2 separate regions of the Homo sapiens genome follow, and region 2 is linked to region 1. A link is an interaction called in ENCODE POLR2A ChIA-PET data of the cell type or tissue named here. Cell type or tissue: HepG2. All regions are shown on one strand. Each heading gives the region's core, and the rest is flanking DNA. Links, peaks and the distances in the headings are about the cores only. Region 1 holds the start of POC1A (POC1 centriolar protein A). Region 2 holds the start of ACY1 (aminoacylase 1).

Region 1 (5,365 bases), core at 261-5,260:
AAATGAAAGAAGACTTAAAAAATGGAAAGACATTCCACATTCATGAACAGGAAGACTTACTATTGTTAAGATACAATACTACGATACTCCTCAGATTGATCTACCGATTCCACATAATTCCTATCAAAATCCCAGGTGTCTTTTTTGCAGAAACTGACAAGCTGCTCCCAAGATTCACATGAAAATGCAAGACACCCAGAAAAAAAAAAAAATCTTTAAAAACAAACAAACAAACGAACAAACAAAAAACACAGATACTATAGAAAGTAATTTGGCAGTTCCTCAAAAAGTTAAACATAGGTCAGGTGAAGTGGCTCACACCTGTAATCCCCACATTTTGGGAGGCTGAGGCAGGAGGATCACTTTAAGCCAGGGGTTCAAGACCAACCTGGGCAACACAGCAAGACCCTGACCCTACAAAAAAATTAAAGAATTAGCCACACGTAGTGGCTCATGCCTGTATTCTCAGCTACTCAGGAGGGTGAGGTGGGAGGACTGCTTGAGCACAGGAGTTCAAGGTTGCAGTGAGCTGTGATCACATCACTGCACTCCAGCCTGGGCAACAGAGCAAGACCCTGACTAAAAAAAAGTAGTTAGCCGGGCACAGTGGCTCACGCCTGTAATCCCAGCACTTTAGGAGGCCAAGGCGGGCAGATTACCTGAGGTCAAGAGTTCAAGATCAGCCTGGCCAACATGGTGAAAACCCCTCTCTACTAAAAATACAAAAATTAGCTAGGCGTGGTGGTGGGCGCCTATAGTCCCAGCTATTTGGGAGGCTAAGGCAGGAGAATCGCTTGAACCCAGGAGGAGGAGGTTGTAGTGAGCCGAGATTGCACCAGTGCACTCCAGCCTGGACGACAGAGTGAGACTCCTAATCAAAAAATAAATAAATAAAATAAATATAAATAAATAAAATAAAAAATAAAGTAGTTAAACGTGGTTAGCAAATGACCCAGCAATTCTAGGTAAATACCCCAAAGAGTTGAAAACATGGTTTACACAAAAACTTGTACACAAATGTTCAGAGCAGCATTTTCCTTAATAGCCAACAAGTGATTGAACCCAAATGATCCATCAACACATGACTGAATAAACCAAATGTAGCATATTCATACAACAGAATATTATTCAGCCATAAAACCGACTGAAGTGCTGATGCTTGCTGCAACATGGATGAACCTTGAAAACATGCTAAGTGAAAGAAGTCAAACACCAAAGGCCACATTTTGTCTGATTCCATTCATATGAAAAGTTCAGAATAGTCAAATCTATAGAGACAGAAAGTATTAATATATTAGTTTGCCAAGGGTTGGGAGAAAATGGGGAAAGAGAAGAAATGGTATGACTGTTATTGAGTATGGAGTTTCTTTTTGGGATGATGAAAATATTCTGGAATTAGTGATTACAGTTGCACAACACTGTGAATGTACTAAAAACTACTGAAATGTACACTTTAAAAGGTGAATTCTGTGGTGTATGAATAACTTAATAAAGTTAAAACACCAGAGAGAATACTCCGGAGACTCTCTCCATCCAATAGCAGCTTGTGTCTTAACACTTGAAGGGTTATAATTCAGCCATCCAAACATCTCCCCCTACTCTAAGTATCAGAAACCTCAAAGAAGCATTTTGGGTGCTCCAGGAAGCCCAAAGGCTCCTCCTGGGAAAGGATGTCCTTGGGGCACAGCAAAGCCACTGCCACCCTACAGAGCAGTAACCAGAACAAAGGCCCTATGGCCTTGTGCCCAGCTCCACCCCTAACGCACCTGTCAGAGTCTCCTTTCAACAACAGAGGGAGGAGCAGCTGGGGGAGGGTCCCCAACAGAGCCTTCTGCTCTCACCTAAGCTTCTTGAAAGAACATGCGTAAGAGAGTGTCCGCCCCTAGGCTCAGTGGGCAGAGGCAAGTTCAGGTCCACCCCTGACCAGTAGGTCCCATGGTATCTCTCAACACCGCCTCCCCTCTGTAGTTCCCTGCATGTGGGCCTCATCTCCCTCAACAGTGGTTTATACATGAGGGGACAGGAAGGGAGGTAGAGTACCAGATTAGGAGTCAAAAGGTCTGTATCCTAGCCTGGAATCTCCGTCCATGTCCTCAAGTGCCTCAGGGCATCACAGGCTACCACCCAGCCTCCCTGACTCTCCAATCAGCCAGAGGGCCTTGCCCGTTCAAAGGAATCTCTCGAAATGAGGACTTCTGGAGGAATGTGAACTCAGAGAGGGCGGCTCCGCCCCGCTCACACTGCAGGCCCGGGCATCCCAGCGTCCTGCTGTACCTACCTGCTGGAGCAGGGTGTACCCTCAACAAGACCCCACGCAGCCACCCACTGCTAAGGACGTGGAGAATGGCTAGAGAGGCCCGATACCGGCCCCAGGTCACACATGAGTCGGGACTTGGTCGTGTGTCCCTCGCTAGGATGCAAACTATGGAGGCAGAGGCCTGTTTGTTCGCTCCAGAAACCCAGCGCAGGGCCTGGCACGCAGGAGGCGCTCAGAAAGTGCCCGACCCAGCGCCCCCTGCGCAGACAGTAAACTGGACCTGAAGAGGACCACCCTGGAACCTGGCGCCCCGCCCGCCCCTCGCAGCCATCGCTCTGGCCATTAGGCGCCCAGTGTCCCAGCGGGGAGACTGAGGCCTGGGGAGTTGCTCTCGGCTGGGCTTACCGCGCAGGGCGCAGCCATGGCGGGGCTGGCGGCGCCGAAGGCAGCTGCGGTGGCCGTTGCGGCCCGTTCAGTTTCCGCGCCCCCAACGGCCACCAATAGCAACGCGGGCCGCGTCGGCACGCCCCGCCCACCGCAATTAAAGGAGAAGCGCCTCAGCTTTTTGCCCGACGACTGGAAGCAGAGCTGTATGACCGGCGGCCGGCGCCACGGTCTCCGTGCCCAGTTCCCCAAGCCCAGACAACCCACAGACAGCGCAGCCAAAAGCCTCTGTCCGCCGCCACTCGTTCCGCCTGAGAAATTAAAAGACCCAGGATGAAGGGTTCACCCCACCAGCCCGTCGTCCGGCTACTCTAACGGCGAGCGCAGCCTCCTGGGAAATGCAGTTCCAAGCCGCCCACGCCCCTATGTCTGGAGGAAGGTGGAGCTACACTTCCCAACATGAGATTGCACCATTGCATTCCAGCCTGGGCAACAAGAGGGCGGGCCGGGTTTTACCACCCGAAGCGACGGCCTTAAGGATCCCGGAAGCGGAGGACACGTGGGTTGCTGTAACCAGATTGCGTTAAAGCACCCGCGCGCGCCGGCGCAGCCAGATTTTCCCCGCAGGAACCTATTGAGAGCTGAGTATTCGCCCCTCGGGAACTCTCAGTGGTTCGCCGTCCGAACGTTCTTAAGACAAGTGTCGATTTAAAATAACATGAGTTACTCGGAATCACAATCATGGAGTGGAGAGATCAAGGTTCGATTCTCAGTTCTCGCCCTGATTGGCTGTGTGATCTCAGGAAAAACGCCTCTGCTCTGTGCCCCGGTTTCCCCATTTGTAACACGAGGGAGTGTGGTGCAGCCCGGCCCTGTCAGGATCCTTAAGGCCTCAGAAGCTGTTAGAAACCCAGTCTTTAAAAGAAGGAGAGGCCGGGCTCAGTGGCTCACGCCTGTAATCTCAGCACTTTGCCACTTTGGGAGGCCGAGGTGGGTGGATCACCTGAGGTCAGGAGTATGAGACCAGCCTGGCCAACATGGTGAAACCCCATGTCTACTAAAAATACAAAAATTAGCCGGGCGTGGTGGCACGCGCCTGTAAACCCAGCTACTCGGGAGGCTGAGGGAGGAGAATTGTTCGAACTCCGGAGGCAGAGATTGCAGTGAGCCTAGATGTTGCCGCTGCACTCCAGCCTGGGCAACAGAGGGAGACTCCGTCTCAAAAAATATATATATATATAAAATAAAATTTGAAGGCCACCAGCAACCATCTGAATAGACTCCCTGCTTGGCCAGGGCACTCAAATTTAACCTGAAAGAGTGGTTCAGGCCATGATGGGAAGTGGGGGTTGGACATGCCTCATTATACCCTCCAGCATTAACATCAACAAAAACCTTAAGTCTGATAAGAAACATTTACGATCTATTTTCTCTGAAACCTGCTACCTGGAGGCTTCATCTGCATGGTAAAACCTTGGTCTCCATAACCCCTTATCTTAACCGAGATATCCCTTTCTACTGATAATAATTATTTCAACCAATTGCCAATCAGAATATGTTTAAATCTACCAATGACCTGGAAGTTTCCCACTTCGAGTTGTCTTGTCCTTCCAGATCAAACCAATGTAAATCTTACATGTATTGATTGATGTATTTTGTCTCCCTAAAATGTATAAAACCATGCTGTGCCCAGGCCACTTGGGCACATGTTGTCAGGACCTCCTGAGGCTGTGTCATGGGTGTGTCCTTAACCTTAGCAAAATAAATTTTCTAAGTTGACTGAGACCTGTCTCAGGTATTTCGGGTTGACAGTTTGGCAACCACGAAAGGATTCTGAGTGGAGGTGCCCCTGACCTTTGACAGATCTCCTATCGGTGCTTGGTACCAGCTTGAGCTATCTTTATGGCTCAAATCTACAGGACAATTTGCTAAGGCCTGGGAGCCCCCCTCCACAAAATTCCTGATCTTCCCAAATTTGGTTAACATCTAAAGTTTATTTTACTGTACAACTCCTTTTTCTGGAGTTTTACTTGTTTCCAACAAGGAAGGCAGGTTTTCCTGCTTCCCTGACGATGGAAGGCAGGTAACTCCTTTCTGGAGTTTGAGCTCGCTTCCAACAGAGAAGGAAAGTTTGAGTTTTCCCTACTTCTGGGATGGTAGAGAGCAGTCTTTAGCCTAAGACCTGTTCTTAGGTAAGTAGCCGAATTGGGGATTTTCTTGGCTGAAGTTAAGGTTAACAACCAGCTGGTCTTAATTTTCCTTACCATTAGAGTGCTCAGTAATCATATAAATTGTACGATCAAGCCCGGCATGGTGGCTCACGCCTGTAATCCCAGCACTTTGGGAAGCCAAGGCGGGTGGATCACGAGGTCAGGACATCGCAGACCATCCTGGCTAACACGGTGAAACCCCGTCTCTACTAAAAATACAAAAAATTACAGGGCGTGGTGGCTGGCGCCTGTAGTCCCAGCTACTCGGGAGGCTGAGGCAGGAGAATGGCATGAACCCGGGAGGCGGAGCTTGCAGTGAGCCTAGATCAAGCCCCTGCACTCCAGCCTGGGCGACAGGGCGAGACTCCGTCTCAAAAAAAAATAAAATAAATAAAATAAATAAACAAATTGTGCGATCACTTTTTTTTTTTTTGCTTAACTGTTTTTTGTTGTTGTTTGTTTCTGTTTTTGTTGTTTCATTCTTTTTCCCATTGAGGTTGATGAATTATATCTG
Region 2 (5,365 bases), core at 237-5,236, 170 kb before region 1:
CAGTGGCTCGTACTCGGCTCACTGCAACCTCCGCCTTCTGGGTTCAAGCGATTCTCCTGCCTCAGTCTCCTGAGTAGCTGGGATTACAGGTGCGCCCCACCATGCCTGGCTAATTTTTGTATTTTTAGTAGAGACAGGGTTTCACCATGTTGGTCAGGCTGGTCTCAAACTCCTGACCTCATGATCCGCCACCTCGGCCTCCCAAAGTGCTGGGATTACAGGCATGAGCCACCGCGCCCAGCTGCCAGGACATGCATTTTTAAATTTAGATAACTACTATCTCACCCTCCAAAAACACTATATGGATTTATCTTCCCATCTGTCATGTATGAAAGTGCCCATTTCCCCATGTCTCCCCCAACACTGGGTATTATTTATTTTTTATTTTATTTTATTTTTTTTTTAGACAGAGTCTCGCAGTCGCCCAGGCTAGAGTGCAGTGGCATGATCTCGGCTCACTGCAGGCTCCGCCCCCCGGGGTTCATGCCATTCTCCTGCCTCAGCCTCCTGCGTAGCTGGGACTACAGGTGCCCGCCACCTCGCCTGGCTAATTTTTTGTATTTTTAGTAGAGACGGAGTTTCACCGTGTTAGCCAGGATGGTCTCGATCTCCTAACCTCGTGATCTGCCCGCCTCGGCCTCCCAAAGTGCTGGGATTACAGGCGTGAGCCACCACTCTCGGCCAAGATATGCTTTTCTAACAGGCATATTACATTACCAGAAAATAGCTTCTGGGCAGTTTTAGGTAGTGTGTGCCAGTGCCAGTGGTCCCCAACTTTTTCCCCCACTGTGGTGGGCAGGAAGTCCTGTGCCCCTTCCCAGTGCCCCTCAGCTGGTACCTGCTGCTGTTCCTAGGTTTTGGGAACTCGGCACCTTCAAAGGAGGCAAGCACAGAGGCAGGGCGGGCAGCGCTGCTGGAGCGGGCGCTGCGGGACCTGGAGGTACAGAATGCCGTGTTGGTGAGCCCCTCGCTGAGTGGCCACTATGCCCTGCCCTTCCTGATGCGAGGCCACCACCAGCTACATGGATTTGTGCCCATCGCACCCACCTCCACCCAGAACTACACCCAGGAGCAATTCTGGGCTGTGAAGGTACTGGGAGAAGGATCTCAAAGGTCCTGGCACCCTGTCTGTGGCTTGGGGGGGTTCAGGACTCAAGTCTTACTTGGAGGGACATGGCCTTATCCCTGACCTTGGATGGAAGAGTTGGATGGTGTTGGGGAAGGCTTCCTAGGAAGTGGCTTGGGGGTCAGAAACTCATCAGGCCCCAAGATCACAGCCCCCTGCCTTGCCCTGCAGACTCCAACCCTTATCCTGTATGGAGAGCTGGACCACATCCTGGCTCGAGAGTCACTGCGGCAGCTCCGCCACCTGCCCAACCACTCTGTGGTGAAGCTACGCAATGCAGGCCATGCCTGTTACCTCCACAAGCCGCAAGACTTCCACCTTGTCCTGCTTGCCTTCCTTGACCATCTACCTTGAACTAACCCACTCCCAGCTCCCAGCCTGGCATGAGCTTGGACAGTCTGGACCGCCACCCTCCCTGAACCAGGGAGACAGCCTCTGGGATTGGAGGCCAGAGGCCAGGGTCAGACCCAGCCAGGACTCCTCATTTCATCTCACAGACACAATAAAAAAGCATATTTGTCCTGCCTGGGAAGTGACAGGTTCCGTTTCCTGGTGTGCTGTGGGAAAGACGGGAGTGGGAGGCAAGTCTGGGACTACTTTGGGCCTGGGAGCTGGAGGGGATGTCCAGCAGTCTGAGAAGGCTAAGAATGCGCCACTTCCTAAGTGCCTGGCCTCACCACTCTGTGCCTGAGTTTCCTTATCTGTAAAACGGGTATGATGGCAACACCTAGGTTGGAGGGTGGTTATAGGACTGAATGAGTCTGGATAACTGAGTACTTGGCCACATAAGGCTGGGGAATTGCTGGTGGGAGGCGGGGTGTATTACTGCTGCTGCATGACCACAGGGATTGGTGGGAAATCCAGGGTCTGGACAGCCAAGCCAAGGAAGTCAGGAACCTAGAGGGTATGGGGAACGCGATTTAACAATTAGCCAGCATTGGCCGGGCGCAGTGGCTCACACCTGTAATCCCAGCACTTTGGGAGGCCGAGGCAGGCGGATCACGAGGTCAGGAGATCGAGACCATCCTGACTAACACGGTGAAAACCCGTCTCTACTAAAAATACAAAAAATTAGCCGAGCGTGGTGGCGGGTGACTTTAGTCCCAGCTACTCAGTAGGCTGAGGCAGGAGAATGGTGTGAACCCGGGAGGCGGAGCTTGCAGTGAGCCAAGACCGAGATCACACCACTGCACTCCACCCTGGGTGACAAAGCGAGTGAGACTCCGTCTCAAAAAAAAAAAAAAAAAAAAAAAAAAAAAAAAAAAAAAAAACCAGCATTAGCTGGGCACTGTGGCTCACATCTGTAATCCCAGCACCTTGGGAGGCCAAGGCGGGTGGATCACCTGAGGTCAGGAGTTCAAGACCACCCTGGCCAACATGACAAACCCTGTCTCTACTAAAAATACAAAAATTAGCCCAGCGTGGTGGCACGCACCTGTAATCCCAGCTACTCTGGAGGCTGAGGCAGGAGAATCACTTGAACCCAGGAGGCGGAGTTTTCAGCGAGCCGAGAAGGAGCCACTGCACTCCAGCCTGGGCAGCAGAGTGAGACTCCATCTCAAAAAAATAAATAGCTAAATAATTAGCCAGCATTGTTATGAGTTAAAGTCTATTTGCCCGCATGAATAAATAGGTAAATAATTAGCCAGCATTGTTGTGAGTTAAAATCTATTTGCCCGCATGACAGAGTGAGACTCTGTATCAAAAAAATAACTAAATAAAGAATTATCCAGCATTGTTATGAGTTAAAGTCCATTTGCCCCCATGTTATGTGTGAGCAGCCAAGACTTAAACCTCAGGAAAGGTGGGACAGAACCCTTCCCACAGCGTGCCTCCTTGGCCTAGAGATTGAAGTCTTTGTCCCTCACCCTTCCCCAAGCTGACTCAGCCCCTGGAGCAGAGGGCAGACCTGGCTGGGAGTACAAAGGGCAGCTGGGGCACAAGTGGGCAACTGCAGCTGTGGCCTGCAGGGGGCCAGTGGTACACCTGTGCCTGTTTAGCCTCCCCCTCTGGTGGCTGCAGAAGAGCCAGTTTCCTCACACTGTCCATCCAGGGTCACAATTACATCCATTCACAGTGACTTCATCACACCCACCCACCATCTCACACTGTCACATACACAATCATATCCACTGATAGACTGCACACGCAGTGGCACGCTTAAACCGTCACACGTGCTCTTGTCCATGCATTCATTCCCATTCTAGGCACTGTCCGGGCTCGGCACGGCCCCGGGCAGAACCTTGCAGGAAGTGGAGCTCACAGCCTCCTGGAGTTCAGTGTGGGCAGACAGACATTGGCCAATAACTTCAGTACAAGTGGAGCTGAGGCGTCAGGGAGGACCTCCCCGAGGGGCTGAGGCCTGCAGTGGGGAGCCGTTGGAGACTTGCCGAGGAGGGCGAGGGCGCAGGCCCAGGGCTTTGCAGCTCTGCATCTTGAGAGCCTCGGGGCGGCCCCCTTTCCTCCCGCCCTATCCGGGGGCTGAAGGAGGAGGCGCCCTTAGGGGACGGGACCGTCCTGAGCTCCCGGCGCATACCTGGGGGCAGGAGTGGCAGGCGTGTCGTGTGGGGCGGGGCGAGCCTGTCAGAGCAGGGCCAGCCCGGAGCTCGCAACTCGCGGGGCGGCGCTGGCCGCGGCGGCCGCTGCCCGGGGACGGGATCCGGATCTAATCCTCCAGTAATCTCGCTGAGGCCCGAACCAGAGGCGGGCGGGGACATCCGCGCCGACGCGGCCGCTGGCGCCGGGACGGCCCTCACTGACGGTCTTCGGTCTCCGCCCCGACATCCGGCCTCGGCCACGTGGTGGGCGGACCGGGGCGGTCCTGAGCCTGCGACCTCGCAGGCGACCTCGCTGGACCCTAAGTCCAGGCCACAGTCAGGGAAGGGCGCTGAGAGGCGAGCGTGAGCCCAGCGACAGGAGAGTGAGGTGGGGGCCCTGGGGAGGGATAGAGGGACTGGGGCTCCGTGGCTTGAAAGCCGGGCAACTGGGAGGCGTTGGGGTTTTTCTTGTTTGTTTTTTGTTTTTGTTTTTGCCTTTTTTTTTTTTTAGGAGGGCGGGGGGAGTACAAGTCTGGGTTCAAACCTTGCTCAGCTACTCTATGAGCTGTCCTTGAACCTCTCTGAGCCTCTCAGCTTTCTCCTCTGTAAAGTGGGCATTCTGAGCACAAACTTCATGGGGCTCTTTTGGGGATTAAATAAGGAAATGTGCTGGAAGCAGACAGCCCAGCGCCTGAAACAGAATGGGTGCTCCTTAATGGGGGCTCCGAAACACGGTATCCTACCCCTGTGGGAAGTCCGGGAGCCGCCGTGGGGACAGGCTGTGTGCAGGAGCTCACCATTTCCAGGGTCTTGGAGGGGTAGTTAGCCATTCACTTTGCCCCCAGCTCACCACGCGCAGCGCCATGACCAGCAAGGGTCCCGAGGAGGAGCACCCATCGGTGACGCTCTTCCGCCAGTACCTGCGTATCCGCACTGTCCAGCCCAAGCCTGACTATGGTGAGAAGACGGTGGTTCCAGAGCCTGTGACGGGGCCTAAGGGACGGGGACTGTGCTCTAAACCAGCCTCCAACCCCTGTCACCCAGCTGAGCCCCACTCTGCTGTCCCAAATGGCTCCCCAACCCCTCCAGCCATTCCCCAAGTAAATAGACTGAGGCAGCCCCTCCAGGTTAGGGAGGAACCCTTTCCCCAGAGACTCTGCTGCTGACCAAGGTTACTCCTGGCAGCTGGTTAAAGAAAAACTTCACCTCACTCTCCAGGGCAGGAGTGGTGGGGGAAGCCTGAGGCAGCCACAGGGAAAGGAGAGGCCCTCCAGAAGCCCACTGGGGCTGGACAAAGGCCACAGCCCTTAGGGAGTCAAGCTTGGTGGCTAGGGCCTGGGAGGTGGCTCCTGCCTGTTATCCCAGCACTTCAGGAGGTTGAGGCTGGCAGATTGCTTGGGCCCAGGAGTTCAAGACTAGCTTGAGCAACATGGCAAGACTCTGTCTCTACAGAAAAAATACAAAAATTAGTCAGGAATGGTGGCACACCTGTAGTCCCAGCTACTCCAGAGGTTGAGGTGGGAGGATCGCTTGAGCCTGGGAGGTTGAGGCTGCAGTGAGCCGAGATCGCACCACTTCACTCCTGCCTTGGTGACAGAGTGAGACCCTGTCTCAAAAAAAAAAAAAAAAAAAGGAAAAGAAAAAAAAAAAACTTAGTGGCTGGGAATTGTGTACATGGGTCCAAATTCCTCCTCTGTGATTA

Evidence for each region. ChIA-PET counts read pairs that join two places held together with the same protein. Peaks named below come from ENCODE experiments on the same cell type or tissue, not always from the same donor. Only the 100,000 strongest peaks of a DNase experiment are listed, where the experiment ranks them.
Region 2: POLR2A ChIA-PET joins it to region 1 with 24 read pairs; 26 of 35 experiments call an interaction of 5 or more read pairs at or near these places.

What each region holds. Positions count from the first base shown.
Region 1 is chr3:52,151,693-52,157,057 of GRCh38, forward strand. POC1A (POC1 centriolar protein A) reads right to left here and starts at 2,731. Exons shown (of 11, transcript NM_015426.5): 1 at 2,663-2,731. The coding sequence starts at 2,680. RefSeq lists enhancers at 2,124-3,101, 3,102-4,078. In HepG2, for the core only: no CTCF peak of the experiment used is centred there; DNase peaks (open chromatin) are centred at 2,059, 2,169, 2,789 and 3,109; H3K4me3 peaks cover 2,141 bases.
Region 2 is chr3:51,979,539-51,984,903 of GRCh38, forward strand. It overlaps ABHD14A-ACY1 (ABHD14A-ACY1 readthrough), which reads left to right. Exons shown (of 17, transcript NM_001316331.2): 4 at 4,509-4,620. It overlaps ABHD14A (abhydrolase domain containing 14A), which reads left to right. Exons shown (of 5, transcript NM_015407.5): 4 at 855-1,090; 5 at 1,298-1,658. The coding sequence ends at 1,480. ACY1 (aminoacylase 1) reads left to right here and starts at 3,997. Exons shown (of 15, transcript NM_000666.3): 1 at 3,997-4,051; 2 at 4,509-4,620. The coding sequence starts at 4,527. RefSeq lists an enhancer at 1,627-2,128 and a silencer at 3,582-4,031. In HepG2, for the core only: a CTCF peak has its summit at 3,106; DNase peaks (open chromatin) are centred at 3,093 and 3,883; H3K4me3 peaks cover 2,562 bases.